2 separate regions of the Homo sapiens genome follow, and region 2 is linked to region 1. The links are chromatin contacts, found by Hi-C in ENCODE. All regions are on one chromosome and are shown on one strand. Each heading gives the region's core, a stretch centred on a gene start or an enhancer-like site at or near the end of the contact. The rest is flanking DNA. Distances are from core to core; before and after follow the strand shown.

Region 1 (2,761 bases), core at 81-2,580:
CAATTCTTACCCTTTCCATTCCCTTCTCTTTTCTCTTTCCTTCCTCTTTTCCTACCTTTTCTATTTGTTAAATGCATTTGCTGTTCACAAGGTCTCAGAGAACAGTATGTTTCTAAATGCTTCTCTAAAATGCAGAGGTCTAGTTATATAGTGCCATTAGCATCTTTCTTCTCAACACAAGCTAACCACCTAGAGTCCTGACATTCATTCATGGATTCCTTTGTTCATCTCATTTATTGAGTGTATACTTTGTTCCAGTCCTAGTGTTTCCAAAGGAATAAAAGCAATGACAACTATTATTCGTGGAGTATTTTAATCAGTAGACACTATATTAAGTGTGTAACAGGCAAAATACATTCACAAAATGGTCCCAACAGCTTAATTGTTACTGCCTGTTTTCCAGATGAAAACTGAGGTTTCAAGAATTACATCACTTGGTCAAGGTCAGCAGAGCCCGGGCTGGCACACAGCAGTTTGAGGATGGACTCTAACCTTGCTGTATGCTGTGCTGTTTCTAGGACTGGTTCTCCAACTTTAGCTGCATCAAAATGCCTGGAGGGCTTTTAAAAACATGCTTTTCTAGCCCCTGCTCTCAAAGTCTGTGATTTATAAGCCTGAGAATTCTCATTTCCAATAAGTCCCCAGATGTTGTTAATGGGGATCCCACTTTGAGAACCACTGCTCTATGCTTCTGCTGTGCCCACGGTCTCCCTCAGGTGTATCTGCTTTAGGGAAGGTGAAATGTACCTTGCAATTAATTTGCGGCTTAAATTCATGCTACCTGTAGATGGAAGAACTTTCTTTCCTCACCCGGACTCCAAATGCTACCCTTTTCCTGCCCTGTATCCGCAGTTGTGAAGTCACCCTGGATTCTACTTCTTCTTTTGAGCATTCTAAGAAAATACTCTGGGGAGAAAACCACTTTGGCTTGAAGTGCCGGTTGCTCTTAGTGACGCTGAAGAAGCTACTCCGTGTGTTTCAGGGTACTGGGTATGAAAGTGTGGTACACAATACAGGCTGGTAAAGAATCCCCACATTCGCTTCCGCTCAATACACCAGCATCAGACTCTAGTTGTACTAGAACACCATTCTGAATCCTGAAAACAGATAGCAAAAACAGCAGCTGTACAGGGACTGTTTATTTATGGAATCCCTCACGTAAACAGAGTGAGGGTGATGGATCATCACTCGGCCCATAAACATGACTGTGCTCCGGCAGGGGCCTTGTCCTCATCTGAGCCCACTGACCTCTTCCTGTGTCTGCAAACAGTGGCAAAGCGGAAACAAGGAAAATAGGCGTGAGGAAATGGTGTTGAGTTGCAAAACATGGAGAGAACAATTGGCATTGCGATTCCCAGGACAAGCAGGACCGCAGCCGCTCGCAGAGGCACCAACTTGAGAGGGGATGGTTCTGTTCTCTGGCCCTGAAAGTATGCACTTTCTGCAGCCTTGAATTTGTCCTGCCTCTAAGGAAGTTATTTACAGTTTTGCACAGTGGGATAGTTTTATGAGCCAACCCTCTCATTTTTATGAGGGTTCCCGGGGTAAAGCAGTTATACAATCTTACACCAGCACACCAACTTCAGTGAAGAACAAACAATATAAAGTAGGCCATCCAGACCCATAAAGCAGGCAACACTGAACAGTCGTGATTTCAGTTCAGTTCAGAGGTGACCTGGCTTATTACGATAAGATAGAGGAATGAACAGGGCCTACGCAGAGAGAGCGAGCAAGTGAGTGGGAAATAAATAATTCATTGTCTCCTTCCAGAAGCTGTAAGTTGAAGGGACAGAAATCTTGTTATCAGAAAAAGGACCAAAATTCAATTGCTAGAATGTTCTTTCAAATTACTTTTCAGATTTGTTGGTTGAAGGAAATGACATCACCTTCTACCAAATATTTGGTAAGCAATCCATCATCAACACAAGGCTTTCAGATTTTAACATGGCTTTCTATGTATAACAAACCAACTTTTCCTCCCTGAACTTGTGGAGAATGAGGTCTCTGGGTGTGCTTGTATTTACAAATGAGTTTGCTAAGCTTTGACTTCATAAGAAGACAAGGTTAATTAGGAGCTAGACTGTGGATCTTAAATTTATCGGCAGGCTAAGTAGCTGGTGACTGCCCCAATCAGAGTCAGCTTCCAGGAAATGAAACGGGACTTATTTACATTTAGAGTGATGCCCAGCTTCTTAATCACCTCAAAGCATTTACAGATTAACTTTACTACCAGCAGTTCAAGAGGTAGAATGAACCCTGGGAGGGCATGTGCTTCTCTGTCTCCCTCTTCTTCTGGAGCTGCCAATTCCTTATTTCAGCCTGTGTTCCTTGCCTGTATCTTTTTGCTAAACCCTGGAAAGTTTCTTTCTGATGCTGTTCTGTGAAATGTTCTGTGAAATAATCTGTGGTTTATTTGGTAAGCCTCCTGATAAAGCAGTTTTCTAAAACCTTACCAGAATTGCTAAGGATCACCAGCATGGCCTGGTATATGTGCACAATATAAGGCAGAAATCATTCTGGTAAACTTTCTTTGATAGAAAATATTTCTATTAAATTGTTGGGTTATTATGGATTGCACATGCTGGATAACAGAGGTGACCCCAGGCTTCTCACGTGGCTCTGTGGTTGCTTATAAATGAACACTAGTAAGGATTAGATAAATTTTTGATTAGAAATTTCTAGTTAGCCAATAAAAGTGACCAGAGCAGTTAGGATGATAGCTACATATATCAGTGGCAGTTTCAGTCACATTTTAGTTTAA
Region 2 (2,761 bases), core at 165-2,664, 600 kb after region 1:
TTGTTATTAGGTAACAACTCATAGCAAAAACCCACATGGAAAGCTGAGAGAACAGTAGGCAGAATTATTTTATTTGCTCTGTATGACTTTCAAAGACCTATGAAACTGATTATTTAAACAAATTCTAAAAGAGCATGTTCTGAAAGCCTGAAATACTTGTTAGAATGAATTATTCTTTCTCCTTCTAATGGACAAAGCAGGCCCTAAACAGGAGAATGCTAGTATTCTTCTTTGCTCTACTGTCTCAGGTCCCTGGGGAGGGGAGTTCCCAGTTATACACAGCACTCCCTCCACACATGTAAGATGCATTTAGTTCTTATGTCAGAGCCCCCACTCTCCTACCTGCCATCTGGGCTGTCCTGTGTACTTACAGCCGTTTGTCACTCATCTCATATCTTTCCAATAGTGAATTTTTAAGTGGGGAATGGAGTCCAGGAAGAACACCATGAAGCTCAACAAGGGAGGAAGAGGGTCTGGATGATATCATCATTATGTCTCGATCTCCCTCAGTCTACCATACAACTCCTGCCGAGGCTTCTAGAATATTCTGTTACTTCAGCTTGTTAGCCCATGTGATACAGAGATATTGCTCACTGTCCAAATGGTCACCCATAATGGAAAGCTGAGCCATACAGAAGGGACATTGCCCACAGGGATAAAGAGGGTACATGCAGGAAAAATCATCCTTATTTTCACCACATTCCATGTTGCTCCATTTTGTTGGATTGGTTATTTTTCTTTTTCTCTGTGCTCCAAAAATTATCAGGCCTCTCATCGACCCAAAGTGGCCTAGATTTGTTCTTATTTCTTTGACTGAGTGTCTCACAAAGTGATCTGACCTTTTACAAAACCTTTTGTCACTTGTTTGAGAAAAATCAAGAGAGCTAGCTCCATCTCCTGATAAAATGCCATGCTACAATTATTTCATTGCCTGGGAAAGTGATTGAATCCCATAATAGAAGAAATAGCATCCACTTTTTAAAGAACTGGGCTGATGTTTTGAAAAGGTCAATTCTCTTCTGTGGAAAACTGCAAAAAATATCCAAATTCACATCTCACTTCACCTAGAGTCAGAACGTCTCTGCCATAAAAACCCAGACTGCAGAGCATCCAAGTCAAAGTGGGCTCAGGACCAGGAAAAATGTTACAGCTCTGCCATGAAGCCATGGTGAGCACGATTCCTGTGAGTCATTAAACCAAATAAATAATCATAATAGAACCTTCTGTAGCTGTTCTCTAGTAGAACTTGCTTTATTTTTCAGTCCACTTCTATATAAGTTTGTAACTTCTTTTCATATCTGTTGTTTGAGGTAGGTAGAATAGATATGGGGATAGTAAATTGCAAGTTTCCAGACAAGGAAACTGAGCTGATTTGCATAAAATTCAATGTTCAGCTCATAGCAGGACCAGGATCACTACTTTCTTTGCAGGCAGTGTGTGTGTGTGTGTGTGTGTGTGTGTGTGTTTTCCACTTAGACCAGTTGGAGCCAGAAGCTGACATATGCCAAACTGCTGTCCCTTTTGGTAACTATACGAAGTTGTCTTGGCTTTGTGTTCCAGAATCATTAACAAACACTTCTATGCTTTTCTACTTGAAACTATAATTGTCAGTAAATAATTCAAAATATATCCAAAATTAAGATAAATATACTGATTTTTGATATTTAATACTTACCCTCTCCAATTATACAATTAATGCATCAGGAGAAAGAATTGCCATGTCTGAACCCCTGAAGTCATATGATACACTTAGACATCACAGTGACCTTCCACTTTTGGAATGTATGACTGGTCCATAAATTTAATTTTGAAGGAACTCAACATAGGAAAATATGTTGCTTTGTAAATGCATTATCTCGCTGTTAAAATACATCAAATAGCTTTTCTGTCATTCAGGTTTGTATGTGACTTCCAATTTTTAAATTTTATTGTGATAATAATGAATTTGTAATATTTTATTCCTGATTGCAGGGGAAGCTTAGAAAGGATGCCATGTCTTTACTGATTGATTAAGGCTGGTTTAAAGAAATCAAATATGTACCAAAATGATGAAATTTTCTTCACCTAAAAAGTCATCACTTTCAAAGCAAATATCCAGCTTCTCCTTCCTCTGTCTAATTGCCAGCCGCTAACCCCCTCCCCCATATCTTATTTTCCTTGATAACAGAAAAAGAGTGGAACCTTTAAAGAGTGTTTTAAACTGTATAACTGGCAGTACCGCTGTGCACTTTGTGCGCTTGGGCTGCCTTCTGACCCTCCACAGCTGAAAAATTATTTCTCCCTCATACTCTATGCCTCAGCAAAGCTCCATTCTCTCTGACTTGCCGGTTCTGGCACTGTCCAAGCACATTAGACCTGGTTGTCCCGCACTCTACCTTGAAATAGAAATTCTCATAGAGGATGATTTTTCACTTCTGGTACCTGCCTGTAGGCATTTCTCACCACGCCTACATAGAACTACTCAAAGGAAAGGATATGTGTGGTGTGCGTATGTTGTGTTTTCTCTCTTTAATGGCATGGATGAAAAGAAGAGGATTTGCAGTATATTAGCACTGTTGGCGTCCAGATGGCTGCTATAAAAATAAAGACATGGCTGAGAATCAACAGAAAACTTCCATCCCATCAAGACGTCAACACTACCAGCACTGTCTGTGCTACTGAGTGCTTGCTGCAGCCACACCTACTAATGGACAAAGATGAGAAGTTGTGAGTGGGATTTTTGAGTCATCAGCTAGTTGATGATGGATTTAATGAGTCAGTG

What was found. A loop is a pair of places that touch in the nucleus more often than their neighbours do.
Region 2: a loop to region 1 is called in a map of PC-3, with 7 times the contacts of the local background. The contact joins two enhancer-like sites. A Hi-C loop is called at or near these places in 2 of 168 maps with a recorded cell type or tissue (PC-3 and endothelial cell of umbilical vein).

The regions. Positions count from the first base shown.
Region 1 is chr10:35,888,926-35,891,686 of GRCh38, forward strand. No RefSeq gene overlaps it. Among named protein-coding and RNA genes, the nearest start is that of LINC02630, 8.6 kb to the right of the region's middle. Within about 2 kb of position 1,331, at least 5 of the 41 ENCODE cell types and tissues checked have a DNase peak (open chromatin) inside an H3K27ac peak, as active enhancers do; they include PC-3 and endothelial cell of umbilical vein, where a contact is called at or near this core.
Region 2 is chr10:36,491,882-36,494,642 of GRCh38, forward strand. No RefSeq gene overlaps it. Among named protein-coding and RNA genes, the nearest start is that of LINC02630, 590 kb to the left of the region's middle. RefSeq lists an enhancer at 1,994-2,761. Within about 2 kb of position 1,415, at least 4 of the 41 ENCODE cell types and tissues checked have a DNase peak (open chromatin) inside an H3K27ac peak, as active enhancers do; they include PC-3 and endothelial cell of umbilical vein, where a contact is called at or near this core.